Regions from separate parts of the Homo sapiens genome. Here all the other regions are linked to region 4. A link is a contact called in ENCODE Hi-C or POLR2A ChIA-PET data. All regions are on one chromosome and are shown on one strand. Each heading gives the region's core, a stretch centred on a gene start or an enhancer-like site at or near the end of the contact. The rest is flanking DNA. Distances are from core to core; before and after follow the strand shown. Region 1 holds the start of TUT4 (terminal uridylyl transferase 4). Region 2 holds the start of SHISAL2A (shisa like 2A). Region 3 holds the start of ZYG11A (zyg-11 family member A, cell cycle regulator). Region 4 holds the start of NRDC (nardilysin convertase).

Region 1 (5,156 bases), core at 2,372-4,871, 670 kb before region 4:
TTTACTATGAAATAGGCATTTTTACACATTTTCATCTCATTGACTTTTAAGAATGCAAACAGACAAAGAGAAGTAAATCCTTTACACTATCTTGAGGTGAGCACACACCTCAAGAGCTTTGGTATTGTCATGATCTTTGCAAGAATCACAAAAATTTTAGACACTGACCATATCTTATGCTTTATAGACAATTTAGAGTGTCAACAAGCAATTTCTGAGTGCTTTCTATATGTGTCAGGATTATGCTGGGTGCTGAAAATACAAAGGTAAAGGAGACTTGGTTAGGACCACATCATGGGGGTGATGCACTGTTTTTCACTAGAGATCATTATCACCCAGGGCCTATAGTCTCTCTCCTTGGAGAAATCAAGTACACAGGAAAAAAAAAAATGGGGCTCAGAGAAACAGCTTAGCAGGTCTGATTGTATTTATCTCTGCTTACAAGTGATCAGTGATTCCCCAATAACTATAATATAAAGCCTGCTTTTTTTCCAGTGGCATACAGGGCCCTTTATGATCAAACAGCAAAACTTGGTTTGAACAGACTTAGGCACCTTTCTTTTTTCTTGAAATGGAGTCCTGTTCTGTCACCCAGACTGGAGTGCAGAGGCATGATCTCGGCTCACTGCAACCTCTGCCTCCCGGGTTCAAGCGATTCTCCTGCCTCAACCTCCTGAGTAGCTGGGATTACAGGCACCCACCACCATGCCTGGCTAATTTTTGTATTTTTAGTAGAGATGGGGTTTCACCATGTTGCCCAGGCTGGTCTTGAACTCCTGACCTCAAGTGATCTGCCCACCTCGGCCTCCCAAAGTGCTGGGACTAGGCACCTTTCTTGTTATAATTTTACTTACCAAGTCACCTTTTCATTCAATATTATTAGTTTTTTACTAAGTTTTCTTATTCACCTAGGAAGACAACAGAATATGAATATTGATCCACTGAGTAATTATATTCCTCATGAGATACAATGAAATAAGATTTTTACTGCAAGTTATTTTCACCTGGGTTTGGATGAAACTAAGTTTTCAGAACTTCCAGACTGGAGGCTTAACCACAATCATGAGATTTCCCTTGAAAGTTTAAGTCCTCAGAGGATTTTTACATAGAAATCAGACATTTACCATTTTATATCTCAAAAACCTGTGGTTCAATGGGAAGAATACAGGGCTGGTATTCTAGTCCAGCCTGTGACTTACTGTATGACCCTGGGCATGAATTAAACCTTATACTCCATAAATTTCCTTATTCTTTGTGTCAGAACCATACTTGCTCTAGCTGTGATGATAAAATTATAGTTGTCAAAATTTTCAACTCGACAACTATGTAGGTATCAGAAGGAATACCTTGTAAGTATCTGTGCTGAAGTGTACAATCTATTGGGGTCACGGAATTCAGAGAATAGAGGGATCACATTCAGTGGAGTGCAGAGGAGGGGTGGTAATCAGGAAGATTTAATAAAGAAGGTAGAGGTTGAGCTGGGTCTTGGGGAATAAGCAAGGTAGTAGAAGAGAGTATCTGGAGGGGATAAGGGCAGAGAGGCACTGAAATTTTCAGTCTGGCCCCAGTTTTCTTTTCCAGATTCATTATCTTCTGCACACTCCAGAGTCAATGCTGCCCTCTGAATCACAGACATGTGTCTGGCACACAGCAGACAGATCTTCAAGGTCCAGCTTTTAGTTCTTCCACGGAAGTCTCACCAAAGTGGAATTTATCACACTCTCCTCTGGATTTGCCCAGCCCTTTGTTAATAAGACCTGTTGCTTTTATTGTAGCTCACCTGCTTGCTCAATGGGGAACTTTTTGGAGACAGGAAGCAATGATTTGTCTTTGTTTCCCTAGGCACCTAACAACGCTTTGCTCTTAAGTAATTAGGAAATGTTTACTCAATTGAACTTGTTCTAAGGACACTGCTATCACTGAATTGAAGGGCATGTCGGTATCTTCTTAGTGTCTCTATAGGCTTTAGGCTTTCAGCCGGGTGAAGTAGGGATTTTTTCTTTGTTTCCAGGCTAGTCAAGCGAAGCAGGGATACAGATTAAGAATTTGCAGATGAGGAAACTCAAGAGGGTACATTTGCTCAAAGGCATCATGTTGATAAACGCCAAAACCAGGTAGGGCTCTTTTGACTTGAAATCCAGTCCTCTATCCATTATACCTGGGCCTTGTAGCATCAGCCAGATTGGGGTAAAATGCACTAACTCTGAACCCTAGTTTTTTCATCCGTAAATGAGAGCAACAGTACGTAACTCACAGGGCTATCGTGAAGTGGAGCGTCCCTCTGTGACCTCTAACCAGTCCCAGCCTGAGTCACATTATAAGAAAATTTATAAGGCACTATCTTGTAAATACTTAAGATTTAACATCTTCCCTTCACCTCTACGTCCACTCTTTTCATACCTTTTTCCTGCCTAGCATGTGTCAAACTCAAAGGACTGGGCACAGAGCACAGAGGTTGTGTGCTTTGTCCAGCTTTGAGGTCAGAGATTGGCTAAATAATCTCTGAGGCTGGGGTCTTAAAAAAAAACAACAAAAAACAAAACTAACAAAACCTTAAGTCCGTTCCGCCCGTGACTTTAAATAATTATGTAGAGGAATGTAATACGTTAAAAGCAAGGGGATGAGGGGGCCCATTGATGGTAGATGGTTTTATGCCCGCCTGCAGCTAAAGAAATGATTTCTAAAACCTCTTTTGGGGGTGGGAGATGGAGTGCTCCAGAGATTTCTCTTCGAGCTCCTTCATTCCTGAACTGCCTGCCTTTTCAAAGGAAAAAAGGTCCAGCTGCGGTGGGCTGGAGGCCGTGGTGAGTGGGTGGGGGTCGACCCTGGCGGCTTCCTCTGCCCCGCTCCCTACCGTTGCTCCGAAGCCCGCTTGGGCTTCCGAGGGTCCGCCGAGGCTCGGGCCACGCCCAGTCCGAGTGCCAGGCCAGAGGGTACCCATTCCAGGCCGGCCTTCCTCCCCAGGGGGAGCAGCCTTGGGAGCGAGGCGCCGAGGCGGCCCTCGGGCTCGGCTTCCAGCTCGGGGGCCTCGGCAGAGACTAGGAACCAGACTGGGGCAGCACTGGGGCGCCCGCCACCCCCACCCACTCCGGCAAGCGGGCGAATCAGCGCGGCTAACCCGCGGCGCCCAGGCGGGCTGCGGGACCTCGCGACCTCCGCTCGGCGGCCCCGCCCCTGCCCGCGAGCCCCGGGTGGCTCCCTCCTCCCCTCTGCCAGCGGCCCGCCCCCTCCTCGCGAGCTAACGAGTGTCTCTCGCGCGCTCCCTTCCCTCCGCGTGGGTGTGAGTGCGCGATCCTCCTACCTCGGCCTTCTCCCCATTGTTTCTTCGCGGCCACCACGAGACCCCTCCCCCCAGTGCTGTTTCCCCCCTCCCCCGCCCCGGTGTAAACGGTGCCTGTGGGGCCCCCCGAACGAAGGGAGGGGGCACCCCTGAACCCTTCCCTCTGCGCGTAGCTCCTCCTCTCCCGGGCCAGGACCCCATTACAGGCTCTGTCCTCTCCCCTCCCCCTCTCCCCCGGCAACCGCTCTCCCTCGCCCCCTCCCCTCAGCGGGTCCTCCTCTTTCTCTCCCTCTCCCTCTCCCTCCTCCTCCCCCTCCCCATCCCTTCCCCCCCACAATGCAGTTCGCGGCGCGGCGGACATGGCGGTGGAGTCCTGAGCTAGTCGTGTCCCGGCCTCCAGCGGCGGCAGCGGCGACGGCGGCGGCAGCAGGAGGCGGAGGGAGAGCAGGAGCCACTGAGATGAGGAGGCGTCGCGCGCGCCTGTAGCTCGCGGGCCTCGCAGGTACGAGGTTCCGGCCGCGGGGCAGCGTCGGGTACCGAGGGGGTGTGCTCGGGAAGGCCGGGCGGCCCCCGGTTCGCCCTCCCCAGGTGCCGCGCTTCGCAGGTGTCGGGGGCCTGGCCTGAGAGCGTCTCAGCCGCCCCCTGGGGGCCTGACACTTCTTTCTTTCCTGGAACGGGCTTCGGGTGTCCCAGGGGAAGGCTGAGATAAGGGAGGTGGGGACGGCGGCCTGGGCGGCCTGAGGAGGGCATTGGGGCGCTTTGGGGACGAACTCCACACTGTGGCTGGGGCTCCCGGTCCCGGACCGAAACCTGTTGTAGACCAGCGGGGCGGATTTTGAGTTAACGGGATTGGTTTGAACATTTCTGTTGGGTCCAGTTACGATTCCCTGTCATGTGTACCTTTTTCTTTCACCCTTGCTTAGACATAGGTGACTACATAATGTATATAAATGTATACACGCATATAATACATACTGAATGTTTCCCCGGGCTCGTCCTTGTAGGGAGAAGGCAGAGGTGTCTGTGTGGATTTTGTTTCTTGCTCGCCCGCCTTCTCTCTCCCCCGCCCCCCAGTCGAAAGGTGGTAATGCGCGGTTTTGACGTGGGTAACTGAGATTCGTATTTGTAAACAGATAGCGCTCTCCTAGTGTGTTGCACGCCTCTGCGAAGGGTTTCAGACTCCTGTTGGTATCTGGATTGCGAAAGAATGAGATGTTTAGACCTGAAAGAAGCACATCAGCGGGATTTCTAGTCGTACTTGAATGGGATGAATTACTGTTGTATTAACAACGTTGATTACACATTTTCTTTTCAGAAGATTTCGAAGTCTTAGATGAATTTTGCGTGAGATCTTAGATACCGTATATCTGCTTCTTCATTTTGATAGAAGTAGTAGTTCCTTACACATTTGACCTGCCCTATCGTGATCTTAAATTGTGTCCAGAAATGCAATTCGAATTGTGTATTGTTGGCATGCATTTAGTAATTAGCCCGAGTGGATCAGATGGCCTTTTATTTCCAAAGATTTTTTCCCTCCAGTCTTACAGCAGCGAAATGTTTGTAGCACTTGATGAAACAGAACATATCCTGTTTCTGTTTTTAAAGTAATGAGAACTGTTAGCTAATAAAATTGGATAATCCCAGCCAGATATGATAATTCAGAGAATACCACCGAGAGGTGTTGAATTGTGGGATGGTTTAAAAAGAAAAGCCGACTTTGTGTGTGTGTGTGTATGTGTGTGTGTGCGCGCGCGAGCGCGCTGAAATTTTCTTTAGGCTTAGAACTCATGTATGTCACTACACTGCATCGTAGTACTGATTAGTCACAACTGGTAAAATGAAATATTGATTCTCTTAAAAAGCTGTGCTTAAGATA
Region 2 (4,973 bases), core at 924-3,423, 750 kb before region 4:
GATTTGAGAATTATGTCCTATTTTGCCACTTGGTTGGCCCTGTGATTATTAAACTCTTTCTTTGCTGCAAAACCTGTTGTTCTCAGTGCATTGGTTTTTTTGGGCAGCAAGCAAAATGAACTTGTCAAGTGAATACCATTGTATCTCTAAATAAACTGTGAGTTCCTCAGGGGCAGGGAATAATTGATTTTTGTGTCTCCAATACCTTGCAAAGTGCCTGGCACAAAGTAAAGGCTAGAATGAATGAATGAATGAATGAATATATGGATGAACAGAAAATACATTAATATAATTCCCTGGGTTATAGATAGCACAAATATGTAGGATCTGATAACCTGGCCATCTGAAAATCATTTAGAATTGTGGATCGAGTCACCTAGAAAAAGCAATAATATTTGTAATTGTCATTGGCATATGTCAAGTTGATTTCAGCTCTGTTATGTATGTCATTTGACCGTTACCACTGCCTTAGTCAGAAATCAGGGCAATGATTGATCATCCTACTGCCCGTTTGATAGATGAAAAGCCAGAGACTTGAGAAGTTTTCGTGGCATAGGACACTGTCCTTTCCCACCCAGAGGGCAGCAGCCTCTGCTCATATACCTCCAGGGACAGGAAAATCACTAACTACTGAGATGGCCCACTCAATTTTTGCTGATGCCTGTTTCCCAAAGTAGGCTGAGGATCAAGTTCCATTCTCCAGGTAAGGCCTTTGGAGACCCAGGGGGATTGAGACCTATTACCCTCTCAAGCCAACACTTAGGCTCCAGGAATGCAACCTCTTCCCTGAACAAATGGGGAAACTGAGGTCCTATGGGTGGAGAGTCAACACTTCTATGAATATGGCCTGAGCTAGCTTCTGCACTATGCCATTGTCTCATGATGAACTTGGAGGCAGCTCTGACTCCCGAGTCTTCTGCCTTAGCTTGAGGATGGGGTACATCCCCAGCACTCACCACAGGGCTTGGCACACACCAAGTGCTCAGTAGAGAGTGCCCGAAAGAATGACTAAATACAAAAGGGAACCAAGGGTTGACGCTGGGCTGAGGCTGGGGTTGGGGTGTAGCACCAGGCGAGGGTTAAGTCTGGAGGTTGAGGTTTGGATGTAGATCTAGATATTAATAATATTTGGAGTCAGGATGTGGGAGAAGAGCTGAGGTGGGACTGCAGGCAGGACAGAAGAGGAGGTTGGGGCTGGTGATAGAATAAGGTCTGGGGTCAGTACTGGGGAGTGTGGAAAGTCAGGAATAAGGCTGGTGTTGATATTAGGAAGGGCACCTTGGTGGGATGATGATTGGGGTGGAGTTGGGCTGCCTGTGAATGTTTGAAGATGGAAGTTGCTGTTAGGGGGAGGCTTGATATGTGATTTGGGGTTGGGATGAGGGTGGTGATGGAATGAAGTTTGGGGTGGGGATAGAGTGAGGATTGTTTTGGATTAGAGGAGGGGGAGGTCCGAGCATGGCTCTAAATAATGGTTGGGGTCAGGATGAGGAAATCGAGCTGAGATGGGGTTTCACGGGGTGGTTGATGCTGTGGGCATGAGGACGGTAAGGACTAGAGCTTGCTGCTGATGTTCAGGTGGACACTCGGGTGGGGGCTGAGGCTGGGGTGAAGGCGCTGAGACTGGAGTGGGGTTCAAGGTAGGGTGAGGGCCAGGGACGGTACCTGAGCCACCACATGTAGCTGTGCTCGTAGGGGAAGAAGCTGTGCGGGTCGTCGCAGCAGTACTTGTGGTCGCGGAAGCCGCAGCAGAAGACAGCGGCCGCCTCGCCCCCCGGCCGCGGGCAGCTGAAGCCGCGCACCACCTCCTGCTCTGCGCTCACGTAGCTCGTGCAGGCGCCGCTCATCGCGCCCCGCGCCCAGCCCGCCGCCACCTCGGGCCACCAGACGGCCGGCTAGAGCCCGGCGGGGAAGCGAGGGACCGAGCGAGACGGAGCTGAGCCTGAGAACGGCAGAGACGAAGAGACCCAGGGGCCGAGAGAAGCCGAGACAGAGACAGCAGCGCGGGGCCCCGAGGACCGAGCGGCGGCCAGGTGCCCGGCCCGCGCGGAGGGGTAGGGGCAGGCGGGGCGGGCGGCGGGGGCCGGCGGCGGGAGTGACGGCTGCTGGAACGCGGCAGGAGCCGGAGCGGACGCGGGGAGCTGGGCCGGGAGCCGCGTGCTCGCCTGGCTCTGCCTGCGCTTCCTGCCCCCTCCCCACTGCGCTCCCCCTGCCTGCACGAGGGCGCTGGGTGCGCAACGACAGCACGACGCGGCCAGAGTGGCGGGGCGGGAATTCGAGGCCAGGGCGCGGGCGCCTTACCTGCACCGAGCCGGCGCCGGGAGTCTCGGGGCATTCGGGGCTGGGGCAGACAGACAAGGCACCAGCCGGCGACCACACGGCGGGGTCAGTGAGGAGAGTGAACACAACCTCACCCAACCTCCGCAAAAACCCAGGGGCCCGGGGATGTTCGCATCCGTGTTAAAGGTGAGAGCTGAGGGCCAGAGAGAAGCCATTTCCCGGAGTTCCTAAGCCCACGAGATTTTAACCGGGGGCGGCCTAGTAGGAAGTCCTTGCTCTTTCTGCGGCTTTCATGGTGCCTCTTTTCTAGCGGGCTTTTAGATGTCCTCATCATCTGGAGTCCCTGCTAGTCTCGCTGAGAGCTAGCTCGTGCACGGACAATGTCCACACTCTTCTGTTCATACTGCCTGCCACTGGCCTGGGACAAGGAGCCGAATATGGGTGTGGATGGGCCCAGACGGTAACCTCCTTCCCCACACTGACCAGCAAAGAAAGTCAGCAGACCTGTCCATTTTGAAAAATTACTTCCAGAGAACAAGGGCAGTGTTCTCACTAGCATCAGAGAACCACAGTCTGAAGGGGCTCTCAGTGCCTTGGCTTCCCCCATGTACCCTGTTGCCTTACGCCATCTGGAAGGGCTTCATACAGCACCTTCAGTGCCTTAGCTCTACATTTTTCACAGCAGTGGGTAGGGTAGGAAATAGTTACTGTGGTGCCTCGGGCACCCCCGATTCCTTCGCCCTTGGTTTGGACGTGTGGGGAACGGGCCGTGGGTATCAGGGGATCTGGGCTCCAGCCCAGCTCTACCCCTTCCCTGCTGTTTCTCTCTGAGCTTTGGGTTCCTTGTCCTCACCCAGGCCAGCTCCTCAGATGCTGATTGTGCCGCTGCCCTGACCTGGGTGGGCCCTAGGGCCCCTGAGAGGGATCAGATCTGGGCCTGCCGTTGAGAAACACACAGTCTGATGGAGGAGTCAGACTGACTGACGATCACAGCACAGGGCAGTAAAAAGGGAAATGCAAGGACCTGGACACAGAGGGGCACCATCTGAGGAAGCAGGGGAGGGCTCTGAGGGAGGCGGTGTCCTCAAGAGTCACTGTAAGGTCAAATATGAAAGCTGGAGGGAACTGTTATTATCCTCCAGAACATTCCTCCCCTGAGCTGTGGGTCTGAGCAGACTGGGAGCTGGAGAGCCTACACTAATGAGGGTGCACTTCAGCCTCTTTATCAGATGGAGAGTACAGGGGAGGAATCCTCTGGGAGGGAGAGGCTTCCTGGAGGCCTGGAGATCAGCTGGGAGGAAGAAAGCGCTCTGCCCTGGCTTTTGGCAAAACTAGAAAGCCTCCAACAATTTCCAAAACCCTCTCCCAGCCAAGAATTAATTTGTTCCTCCCAACAGCCCTCTGGGGTGAGCCACGCAGGGGTGAATGTGCCTGAAATAACAAGTCCAATACCACACAGCGATCAATGGCCCAGGCAGGGCTGATACCCATGTCTGTCTCCATGTCCCCCTTGGCAGTCTGATGAAGCCTATGAACCCCTATTCAGAATAGTGGGTTTTTTTTTGTTTTTGTTTTTTGTGTTTTGTTTTGAGATGGAGTCTCACTTTGTCATCCAGGCTGGAATCTCGGCTCACTGCAACCTCTGTCTCCAGGGTTCAAGTGATTCTCCTGCCTCAGCCTCCCAAGCAGCTGGGATTACAGGCATGCGTCACCACGCCTGGCTAATTTTTGTATTTTCAGTAGAGACAGGGTTTCACCATGTTGCCCAGGCTGGTCTTGAACTCCTGACCTCAAGTGATCCACCCACCTCAGCCTCCCAAAGTGCTGGGATTACAGGTGTGAGCCACCGCACCAGGCCACAAATAATGTTTTTAACTAAAAAAAAAAATTATTTAGGGTTACAGAGGATACCAATTATATTGAATCATGATTTGTCCTACTTTTTAAAAAGTGTCAATAAGATCTAGAGATGAGTCTATTAATTACTATAATTTTGAAGTGGTGAATGAAAATAACTAGTATTTCAATATGTCTCTACTGTAATACAATATGAAAATATCTGTGATTTCTATTGGTGACAAAGTCACAAGCACTACTAATACTATCGTGGGTTTTCTTACCAATATGCATGATGAAAGAAAATACTGAATTTCAGTTAGAGGTAATGCATACCAAGGATGTGATTTTTCCCACGTAAATTCATGAACCTTCTACACTCTATCCAGAGGCTCCTTGGGCTCCATGGACTCTATGTGAACATCCTCTCATGTCTCTGTTCTAGCTCCTACTTTAATGCTTTTTCCTTCATTATATGCATTGTGTTCCTTCATTCTGTTCTCCTGCAGACACTTATTACAGAGCTATGATGTGCCAGGCAATACCCATCCTGTATGTCATGTAGTCCTTGAAAACTTCCTTTGAGGTAGGTGTTAGTCTTCCCATTTTGCAGACAAGGTAACTGAGAGAGAGGTTAAATAATTTACCCAAAGCCACATAGCCAGTAACTGATCAGAGTCCTGTACCGCCTCTTCCTCCCTTCCCAAATGAGGCCTGGGGCCAGAGTCCCCAACTCCAGAAGGGAAAAAAGGCATAGGAGGGAAGCGTGGGCAGGGAGAAATATTTATGGAGAACACACTGTGAATGGGAAATTGTGCTCTGTGCTTTTCATTATCTATCTTTACACCAACTATGTG
Region 3 (4,973 bases), core at 1,704-4,203, 960 kb before region 4:
ATTTAAAAAATACATTTTTAATTAAAAAAATTAAAATGTTTACTTTCCTGTCCTCTGTAAAAAAAAAAAAAAAAAAATTCAAAAATAAAGGCTGGGTGCAGTGGTTCACGCCTGTAATCCCAGCACTTTGGGTGGTCAAGATGGGCAGGTCGCTTGAGGCCAGGAGTTCAGGACCAGCCTGGGCAACATGGTGAAACCCCGCCTCTACAAAAATACCTGTCTCTACAAAAATACAAAAATTAGCCAGGAAATGGTGGCACACACTTGTAGTCCCAGCTACTCAGGAGGCTGAGGCGAGAGAATCGCTTGAACCCGGGAGGCGGAGGTTGCAGTGAGTCAAGATTGTACCACTGTACTCCAGCCTGAGTGACAGAGCAAGGCTCCGTCTCAAAAAAAAAAAAAAAAGCACAGACCATTAGGCTACATACAAATGCAAGATTGCTGTTTACAAGAGACACAATTTAAAACATACAGTTGTTAAACACTAGACACAAGGAAACTGGAGTGACTACACTGTCAGAAAAAATGAGGCTTCTGGACAAGAATATTGCTAGAGATCAAGATGGACATTTCTTAATGATAAAAGGGCCAATTCATCAAGCAGAATTAACATTCCTAAATGCATACGAACTTACTAATAGCTTCAAAATTCATGAAGCAAAAAATTGAAAAGATATGGGAGGCCAAGGCAAGAGGATTGCTTGAGCCGGAGTTCAAAGACCAGCCTGGACAATAGGGAAACCACCGTCTTAATTAAAAATAAAAAATTAAAAGGATAAAAAGAAAATAATATGACTGTGTAGAAAATCTTTAAAAATTTACAAAAAAATAAAGAAAACTAAGTGACTTTGGCCAGGCTGTAGGATACAAGATCAATATACAAAAATCAATTTTATGTATTCTTATATATACACAAGGTAATATAAAGTTTTAAAAAATATTTGCTGGCCGGGCACGGTGGCTCATGCCTGTAATCCCAGCACTTTGGGAGACTCCGTCTCAAAAAAAAAAAGTATTTACAATAGTATCAAGAACAGGAACAAATTTAACAAAATGTGAAAAGACTTTTATATTAAAAACTACAAAACATTGCTAAGAGAAGATTAAAATGACATAAATGGAAATAATTGTATGTATGTTTCATAGGGAAAAAAGTATTCATGCAATATTTGTGTAATTAAAATAATTAATTAAAAATAAATAAAATCCTTAACAAAGAAAATGAGATATACCCAGAACTAGACAGAGAAAATGGGTGTGAGTACTTTTGTAAAGAAATCTTGTTTCGATTCCAAGCAGGAAAAAATGTGCTTGAGACGATGCTAGCACACACGTAAAAAATCCAAGTTTTCCATTAATTACAAATCCACAAATTATATAACTTTTCTAAATGAGTTCAAAAGATTACAGGCTAGATCACTGCAGGGCACAAAGTCTTCCAACAAGGCGTTAATATGTAAAGCACAACCTTAATCAGAACATTTCCTTCTCTCCATAAATTTTGGGTCGAGCCTTCACCACTCAATCCCTCGAGTTCCCCAAGGGTGGCCCTTGGCGGGTTTTTTCCAAAGTGGGGCCAGAGGTCTGAACACCTGAGGTGAAATTCAAGTTCACGAGCAAGTCAACTAAATTTCAGAGCTCCCAACTTCCCTACATCGGTAAAATGGAGCCTAGCAAAGCCTACAAAAGACTAGGGGTTACCAGACTGCTTTAGAAAGGCGACACTTGGCCGGGCACGGTGGCTGACGCCTGTAATCCCAGCACTCTGGGAGGCCGAGGCGGGTAGATCACGAGGTCTGGAGTTCGAAACCATCCTGGCCAACATGGTGAAACCCCGTCTCTACTAAAAATACAAAAAATGAGTCGGGCATGGTGGCACGCGCCTGTAGTCCCACCTACTCGGGAGGCTGAGGCAGAAGAATCGCTTGAACCCCGGAGGCGGAGGTTGCAGTGGGCCCAGATCGCGCCACTGCACTCCAGCCTGGTGACAGAGCGAGACTCCGTCTCAAAAAAAAAAAAAAAAAGAAAGAAAGAAAAGAAAGGCGACACTTAACACACAGCAGGCGCTAAACACACATTCTTTGGGTTTGCATTTTGTCCAGAGCTAAGAGTAACAGGCATTCGGCAAAGGCTGGGGACGGGACGGGGACGGGGGCGGACGCGCGGAACTGAAAGAATCTCAGACTTCGGGTTCCAGTTCCCCCAGCCGGACTAAGCTACTCGCCCGGCCCCGGGCCCAAAGGCCTCAGGTGGTAACGGCCAAAGGGTCACCGCCTCCGCGGGGCGCTGCGTCCACAACACGGGTGGGGAAACGGTCAAGGTTTGCGGCGTTTGGGTTCATGACTGCAAAAACACCGTCCACTACGGGCCAAGCCGAGTGCCATGCCCTGCACCTACGTCTAAGCTCACAGCAGCCCGCACTGGGGCGAGGAATCCTGAGGAGGCTCGCCCCGGTCTCTGGGACTGGGCTCTCGCCGCGCTGCCTCAGGGCGCAAGTTCCACGCGCTTCGCCGGGCGCAGAAAAGCACCCCCCGCTCCGCGGCGCCCAGGCCGCCTCCCCCGACAACGCACCTCCGCAGCGACGCCTGCGCCTGGAAGGGGCTCGGCATCTAGACCGCAGCCCCGCGCGGGCCACACTCCCCAGCAAGTGCCTCGGCAGCGTCCCAGGAGACTCGCCGCGCTCGCCGGAGCTGGACGTGGCGCCGAGGTCCGCGTCGCCGCCCGCACCCCGGTGCTCACCTGTACCACGCAGCAGCCCAGGGCATCCTTCTGAGCGTCAGGAGGGACGATGTTCCGGGGCGTGTGGCCCGGGTGCAAGAAATGAACCATGGCAACCCCGGCGGCGGGGCGTCAAAAAGAGAGCCGGCGTCGAGCCGGAGCCCGGATCCCGCGAGAACCAAGCGGGCGGCTGCCAGGACGCGCCCACCACGCCTGCGAGGCACACGGAGCTAGCGCCGCGCCCTGCCGGCGAGCTTTTGAAATGCCCGGCGAGGCGACGCGCACGCGGGGGCCGGCCCGCCGCAGACCCCACCCCCCGGGCGGCCTCCTAGCCCCATCCGCCCTCCGACACGCCGCTGCCGGGGCCAACCGTTCTCCTCCCGCCTCCCCAGCCTCCCCAGCCTCCCCAGACCAACCTGCCACGACCCAGCCGCTCACCCACTCCTTCCCAGCCCTGCACCTCAGGGCTTGAGAGGATATTCCCCGAGGACCGGCTGTGTAGGTTTGGGGAATACTGTATATATATATACATGTACACACACACACACACACACACACACACACACACACACACATATTCATTATTTCTATATATGTATATATTTTTTAAAGCTTTCATACATTAAAATATATATTTCAAAGACTTTGCCCCTGAAAATCTGGCAACAGCACCTCTCTAACGGTCCTCTCTGTTTCAACTCCTTAGAGTATCTGGATAAATCAAATATAAAACGAATACAAAATATTGGCAAGTATCTACCAAAAAATCTATTTAGCTTTCTTGTTACTTAAAAAGTACTCGAGAAGACCCTTATAACCTGCTCCAAGAAAGAAACCCCGAGAGACCCTTCTAACTTTCTCCAGGAAAGAAACTCCACAAGTTAGTACACATTAGCTAATTTAAGAGAAAGCAATACCTTGGAAAAGGAAAGTTCTCAAGAGCATGAGCCTTGGAGTTTGAATCCTGAATTAGAATGCCCGCTCAGCCATCTAGTGTTTGAGAACCTGGAGCAAGATTCTTGATGTCTCTGAAGCTCAACTTCCTCATCAGTAAAATAGAATGAGAATGCTTTATCTCACAGACTTAATGTAAGGATTAAATAATGTATGTAAAACACATCACAATGCTTTTTACATAGTAAGTCCTTGATAAGTGGATTGGATTCAGATGTTAAAATTATTTTTAAGTACTTTGCCTAATGCTTTTCTTTCATTTATTTATTCTTTTATTTAATCCACTTACTACAAGAAGAAAAAAAATCCTGTGCTGTAGGTATCATCCCCATTTTTCTCACAGGGAAACTGAAGAACTGACAGGTTGAATAGACAACACGTTTTTTGGCCAGCTGATGAGTGGCCAACCTGGGAGTCAAAATTGAGTTTTCTTACTGCAAGTCCAATCAATATGCTTTTTTTTTTTTTTTTTTTTTAGACGGAGTCTCGCTCTGTTGCCCAGGCTGGAGTGCAGTGACGCGATCTCAGCTCACAGCAACCTCCGCCTCCTGGGTTCAAGTGATTCTCCTGCCTCAGCCTCCCAAGCAGCTGGGACTCCAGGCGCGCGCCACCACACCCGGCTAATTTTTGTATTTTTAGTAGAGACAGCGTTTCACCATGTTGGCCAGGATGGTCTAGATCTCCTGACCTGGTGATCCGCACGCCTCGGCGTCTCAAAATGTTGGGATTACAGGCGTGAGCCACCGTGCCCCCGCCAATATGCTTTTGTTAACGGTGGAGGGTGTTCATGTTCTTGGTGTCTTGAACAAAGAATTGGACAAAACGCACAAACAAGGAAGGAATGAAGGGATTTATTGAAAATGAAAGTACACTCCACAATGCCACAATGTGGGAGTGGGCCCGAGCACTGGGGCTCAAAGACCCCGTTACAGAATTTTTGGGAGTTTAAATACCCTCTACTTGGGGTATGCCCTATGTAAATGACGAGGATGAAGGAAAGTTACAGTCATTTCCTCGGCTTTTGCCCAATGGAGAGGATATTTCCTATTACAGCTGAAGTGTGAATTTCAGCAATTTTAACTTTAATATAGAACCTGGTAAGTTATGTTCTCATAAGGTTTGACTATTTCCAGCATATCTAGAGGTGTGGCCAACTGCATATGTCCCAGGCCTTACCGAGCTAGAAAACAGGCAAGTTAAACAATTTTCAAAAGCCAAGGAAGCAGTTTATGACCTTAAAGCATTTAGCAAACCTAATATTTGAACATAATTTTGACCACATGTTTACATTTTGAAGACAT
Region 4 (5,114 bases), core at 786-3,285:
CTCTTGCCTGAATCACTGCATTTTTAGAAAAGATAAATCCAATGATGCTCGACCTTGCCTCTTCCTGTACATTTCTGACAGGATTAATGACTATGCCTCCATAATCTATAAACATGTGTACTCTTCCACCTAAACCTTCATGAGATTTTGCTCTAGTGTAACTCCTGAGTACATTTTTTCTTTTTTATTAGAGACAAGGTCTTGCTCTGTCACCAGGCTAGAGTGCAGAGGCACAATCATAGTTCACTGTAACCTCAAACTCAGGAGTCCCAGCAATCCTTTTAACTCTGCCTCTCCTGTAGCTAGGACTACAGGGATGTTCTACCACGCCTTGCTTTTTTATGTGTGTGTGGAGACAGAGTCTTGATATGTTACACAGGCTGGTTGTAAATGCCTGGCCTCAAGCAATCCTTCTGCCTCAGCCTCCTTAATCACTGGGATTACAGGCCCAGCCTTTCTGAGCACATTTGATTTAACTTCCAAGCACATGCAGAGCGGCCACCACCTGTATAGAAGCTGCGGGCTGAAACACTGCTTTGGAGCAGTCTAAAAAAAAAACTCTCTGACTCTCCCAGGTGGCAGTCCTCAATAAGACTTCTGAAGAAAGCTAACTTGAATTATTTAAAAGCCTGATTTACTTTAGTTTACATATTTTACAGTTCCTTCCCATTAGGATGCAAGCTCCCCCAAGGCAAGGCTTTAAATTTTTGTTGTCGTTGTTTAGACAGGGTCTCACTGTGTCAACCAGGCTGGAGTGCAGTGTTGCAATCACGGCTCACTGCAGCCTCGACCTCCTGGACTCAAGCGTTCCTCCTGCCTCAGCCTCCTGAGTAGCTGGGACCACATGCACGCATCACCAAGCCTGGCTAATTTTAAAAAAGAATTTTGTACAGACGGGGGTCTCACCATGTTGTCCAGGCTGGTACCAAATTCCCAGGCTCAAAGCAATCCTCCCGCTTCGGCCTCCCAAAGTACTAGGATTATAGGTGTGAGCTATCACTATCACGCCCAGCCTAAGGCAAGTTTTGTTTTGTTCATGGTTGTATTCCTTGCATTTGGAACTCAGAAGAGGCCTCGAAAACCTTGAAGATACAGTAACTATCAACACATCTCCCTGCTTCACGTCTTTCCCCGCTCATTCGTATGTATGAGCTATGATCTCTTACCCCATGGTGTCAGTATAGTGCATCTTACTAATTTCAGCTGCTTTTTAGCTTTCATTTATGTTTGTATTTCCGTCACATTTTACATTGCTAACCAAAGACCACTGCTAGCGGGAAAAACTGGGAAAGGAGACTTGAAGGCAGCAGACGCTGCAGCTGCTCGATAAAAATTGGCCGAATTTAACAGGAGGCTGGAGGAGCTAAAAAACGTTTTCACACAGAAGAGTTAGCACATCCAGACTGGTCTTTTTAGCACTTTCTTAGGGCTTGAGGATGAAACCCCACCACTGTCGGGCCGACTGTAGGGTAGAGAAGAGCCAATTAGTATTTGCGGCGCTCGGGAGCAGCGTCCATCCGGCGGGTGTAGGAAAATACTTCCGGCGTTCTGGTTTTTTATGTGCTGAGTCACAGCCGAAGGCTCGCCCCGGGTCTGAGGAGTAGGGTACCCAAACTATGACACGAATGGGAAAATTTAAAACTTTGGAATTAATTCTCTGCACTCGTTTCTCAGTTTTCTCATTAGGGGAATATTTTTCTTTGACACGCGGAGCACTACTCAGTGGTTTCCACAAAACACACTCGTACGTCATAAACGCGCCGGGGGCCCTTCTCCCGTCGTCCTCCGCGCCACTCTCTCCGCTTCTTCTCCCTCGCCCCGCCCACTTTGGGTTTCGAAATGTTCGCTGGCTGTTCCGAGAATCAGTCCGGGTCACGTTGGTGCCTCTCCTTTCCTGTTCTGATTGGTTGCTTACGTGAGCGTGACTACTTTCTTGCCTCATGATTGGCTGAAATCAGTAGCGTCATCGGCGGCCGGGAGGGCGGAGGGACGAGGGAAGTCGGCGAGAGGGAGACTGGGTTGGGGGAGGGGTTCAGGCCTGTTCCCCGCGGCTGCGGCAGCACCAGGGCCGGCCGCCACCGCCTCTAGAACGCGGAGGAGGTGGGTCCTGGGAAGCGGGATGTCCATCGCTCCAGCTTGGTGGTGAATGCTGAGGAGAGTCACTGTTGCTGCAGTCTGTGCCACCCGGAGGAAGTTGTGTGAGGCCGGGCGGGAGCTCGCGGCGCTCTGGGGAATCGAAACGCGGGGTCGGTGCGAAGACTCTGCTGCTGCCAGACCCTTTCCTATTCTGGCCATGCCTGGAAGGAACAAGGCGAAGTCTACCTGCAGCTGCCCTGACCTGCAGCCCAATGGACAGGATCTGGGCGAGAACAGCCGGGTTGCCCGTCTAGGAGCGGATGAATCTGAGGAAGAGGGACGGAGGGGGTCTCTCAGTAATGCTGGGGACCCTGAGATCGTCAAGTCTCCCAGCGACCCCAAGCAATACCGGTGAGGGAGGAGGCTTGCAATGGGGAGGCGAACAGTGTGCCGGCTTCTCTGTCGGTGCCGCCGTCACTTCTTGTCTCCATGTCTCCCAATGGAGCAACAGGGCACACTTTCCACCCCAAATGCTTCCTTGGGTGGAGGTGGCAAGCGTGATTAGAGGCTTCCCTGTGGTGTCAGCTGGGCAAGTGGGAGATCTTGGGTTGTAAGACGTCAGAATGGGAGAAGCTTTTCGAGTCATTTGAATACAGTCGCTAAAGCAAGAATGAAGGTTTCTTTGAGGAACGCAGCCTGAATGGTGAGGGAGTCTTGGTATTATGTTACCAGGAAAGGTTGACGGAGTTGGATACTTTAATTTGGAGGACAGGATATTTAAGGGGCATATTATCACTATCCAAAATATTTGAGGGACACTTAAGTGATAGGTGAAACTAGTGGACGAAAGTTACCAGAGGATGGTGTGGCTTCAGTAAAGTAACTTTGCATCATATTTGGCCTAAGTTGAAGTGACTTGTTTCCATGGGTAGTTCTCCATTACCAAAACGGTTGGGCGACCTCGTCCAGGAATATATTAGAGAGGGCTTAGGTCTCAGTTGGGTGAGTTGTAAGGTTTCTTCTAACCTTGAAATTCTCTACTTTTGGTTTGTACAGGAGTTCTCTAAACATTTCTAATAATTGGTGATTCAGTCCCCACCTGAGTATTTTCCTTCAGAGGTAGCTTATTTCATGGAGTATCATGACTATGATGTATCTTGCGTGTGTGTGTGTGCGTGTGTGTTTTAATAAGAGTCTGGGTCTTGCGATGTTGCCCAGGCTAATTTCAAACTCCTGGGCTTAGGGAATCCTCCTGTCTTGGCCTCCCAAAGTACTGGGATTACAGGCGTGAGCCACTGTGCCAGGCCTGGACTTTGATGTATTTTAAATAGAGTTCATATTGTCCAATAACTTCGTTGAACAGGTTGAGGAAATTGAGACCCAAAGAGTTTGCTTCTTGCTCTGAATCACACAGCTAAATAATAACAGAGCTGGTATGATGACCCCTACTATCTGACACCAAATTCAGTGTATCATTTGCTGATTTCCTTTTTTTTTTTGAAACGGAGTCTTGCTGTGTCACCAGGCTGGAGTGCAGTGGCGCGATCTTGGCTCACTGCAACCTCCGCCTCCCGGGTTCAAGCGATTCTCCTGCCTCAGCCTCCCCAGTAGCTGGGACTACAGGTGCTCGCCACCACGCCCGGCTAATTTTTTGTATTTTTAGTGGAGACGGGGTTTCACCATATTGGCCAGGATGGTTTCGATCTCTTGACCTTGTGATCCGCCCGCCTCTTCTCCCAAAGTGCTGGGGTTACAGGCGTGAGCCACCCCGCCCAGCCCGTTTGCCGATTTTTTACAAATTTCTTGCTTATGTGAATTGAAAGCTGAAGGATTCTAGTTCTAAATTTGTTATAAGCCCCTACAGCGTTAGCGCAAGAAACAACCTTATAGATAATCTTTTCCACTTCCCACCACACCTCTTTGACAGATGACACTTAGCTCCAAGTTCAGGACCAACCTAATTTCTCCTTTCACTTCAAGTCTAGATATATTTTCTCCAGGCTGCCAGAGTCAAGAGATCTTTATAAATGAGCTAAATTTTCTTTCTCATCAAAGATGTGATTGTACAGGTTGAGTATCCCTAATCCAAAAATCCAGAATGCTCGGAAATCCAAAACTTTATGAGCGCCAACATGACACCACAAGTGAAAAATTCCACACTTGGCACCTTTGCTTTTTGATGGTTGGTTCATGTACACAAACTTTGTTTCATGCACAAAATTATTAAAAATATTGTATAAAATTATCTTCAGGTTATGTGTATAAGGTATATATGAACCATAAATGAATTTTGTATTTATACTGCATCCCATCCCCAAGATACCTCATTACGTATACGCAAATATTCCAAAATCCAAAAAAATCCAAAATTTGAAATACTTTTGGTCCCGAGTGTTTCGGATAAAGGATACTCAACCTGTATTGGCAATGTATAAATGAGCAAGTTGAAAACTTGATAAAAGGTGCTTAGTTTTTGCCTTCCAGATCAAATGTTCAATAATGGTTTCAGGGTTTTTTCCAGCCTATATAAAGTTATATAATAACTAATATTTATGGAATCTACACTGTGTTTCAGCTACTGTTGTAACTGTTTTAGATGTGTTATTTCATTTACTGACCTCATTTTTGGTAAATTTGTTTGATAAATACCTGTTAAGTCCTACTGTGTGCTAGGCACCAAGCTAGATTAAATATTTTCTGAAACTTGGTCAAATATAATGTAATAAATAACATGTTAGTCTGGGTGAATATACAAAAATGATTGAGCCAGTACCTGCCTTTAGGGAGCTTACAATAGTAGAGAGGGACACAGACACATAAAAAAAAAAATTAGAGACTGTTGTGGTGGCTCATGCCTGTAATCCCAGCACTTGGGGGGCCGTGTTGGGAGGATCACTTGAGCGCAGGATTTCGAGACCAGCCTGGGCAACATAGTGAGCCCCTGTCTCTACACACAAAAAATTAGCCGGGTGTGGTGGTGTGTGCCTGTAGTCCCAGCTACTTGGGAAGCTGAGGTAGGAAGATTCCTTAGCCTGAGA

The links. Hi-C counts contacts between places; a loop is a spot of excess contacts on that map. ChIA-PET counts read pairs that join two places held with the same protein, here RNA polymerase II (POLR2A). Pooled maps may share reads with other maps.
Region 1: a loop to region 4 is called in a map of CD8-positive, alpha-beta T cell, with 7 times the contacts of the local background. The contact joins the promoter of TUT4 here to the promoter of NRDC in region 4. A Hi-C loop is called at or near these places in 4 of 168 maps with a recorded cell type or tissue (B cell, CD8-positive, alpha-beta T cell and naive thymus-derived CD4-positive, alpha-beta T cell), 3 of 37 single-sample maps with no recorded cell type and 14 of 50 pooled maps. POLR2A ChIA-PET finds 5 or more read pairs at or near these places in 4 of 52 experiments (CD4-positive, alpha-beta memory T cell, GM10248, SK-N-SH and 1 more).
Region 2: a pooled map shows a loop between it and region 4 (7-fold over the local background). The contact joins the promoter of SHISAL2A here to the promoter of NRDC in region 4. A Hi-C loop is called at or near these places in 3 of 37 single-sample maps with no recorded cell type and 9 of 50 pooled maps. POLR2A ChIA-PET finds 5 or more read pairs at or near these places in 2 of 52 experiments (CD8-positive, alpha-beta memory T cell and WTC11).
Region 3: a loop to region 4 is called in a pooled map, with 9 times the contacts of the local background. The contact joins the promoter of ZYG11A here to the promoter of NRDC in region 4. A Hi-C loop is called at or near these places in 2 of 37 single-sample maps with no recorded cell type and 7 of 50 pooled maps. POLR2A ChIA-PET finds 5 or more read pairs at or near these places in 1 of 52 experiments (WTC11).

The regions. Positions count from the first base shown.
Region 1 is chr1:52,551,557-52,556,712 of GRCh38, reverse strand. TUT4 (terminal uridylyl transferase 4) reads left to right here and starts at 3,621. Exons shown (of 30, transcript NM_001009881.3): 1 at 3,621-3,782. LOC105378723 (a long non-coding RNA gene) reads right to left here. Exons shown (of 4, transcript XR_007066083.1): 4 at 3,876-4,472. RefSeq lists silencers at 2,919-3,318, 3,329-3,438, 3,479-3,608, 3,679-4,008.
Region 2 is chr1:52,630,368-52,635,340 of GRCh38, reverse strand. SHISAL2A (shisa like 2A) reads right to left here and starts at 2,173. Exons shown (of 3, transcript NM_001042693.3): 1 at 1,666-2,173. The coding sequence starts at 1,847. It overlaps LOC124904178 (a long non-coding RNA gene), which reads left to right and starts at 1,886. Exons shown (of 2, transcript XR_007066084.1): 1 at 1,886-2,033. RefSeq lists silencers at 1,846-1,895, 1,906-2,095, 2,186-2,295.
Region 3 is chr1:52,840,740-52,845,712 of GRCh38, reverse strand. ZYG11A (zyg-11 family member A, cell cycle regulator) reads right to left here and starts at 2,953. Exons shown (of 14, transcript NM_001004339.3): 1 at 2,740-2,953. The coding sequence starts at 2,829. RefSeq lists an enhancer at 1,779-2,372 and a silencer at 2,874-3,203.
Region 4 is chr1:51,875,648-51,880,761 of GRCh38, reverse strand. NRDC (nardilysin convertase) reads left to right here and starts at 2,035. Exons shown (of 31, transcript NM_001101662.2): 1 at 2,035-2,487. The coding sequence starts at 2,147. RefSeq lists enhancers at 744-1,297, 1,688-1,867, 1,751-2,045, 3,714-4,245 and a silencer at 1,948-1,997.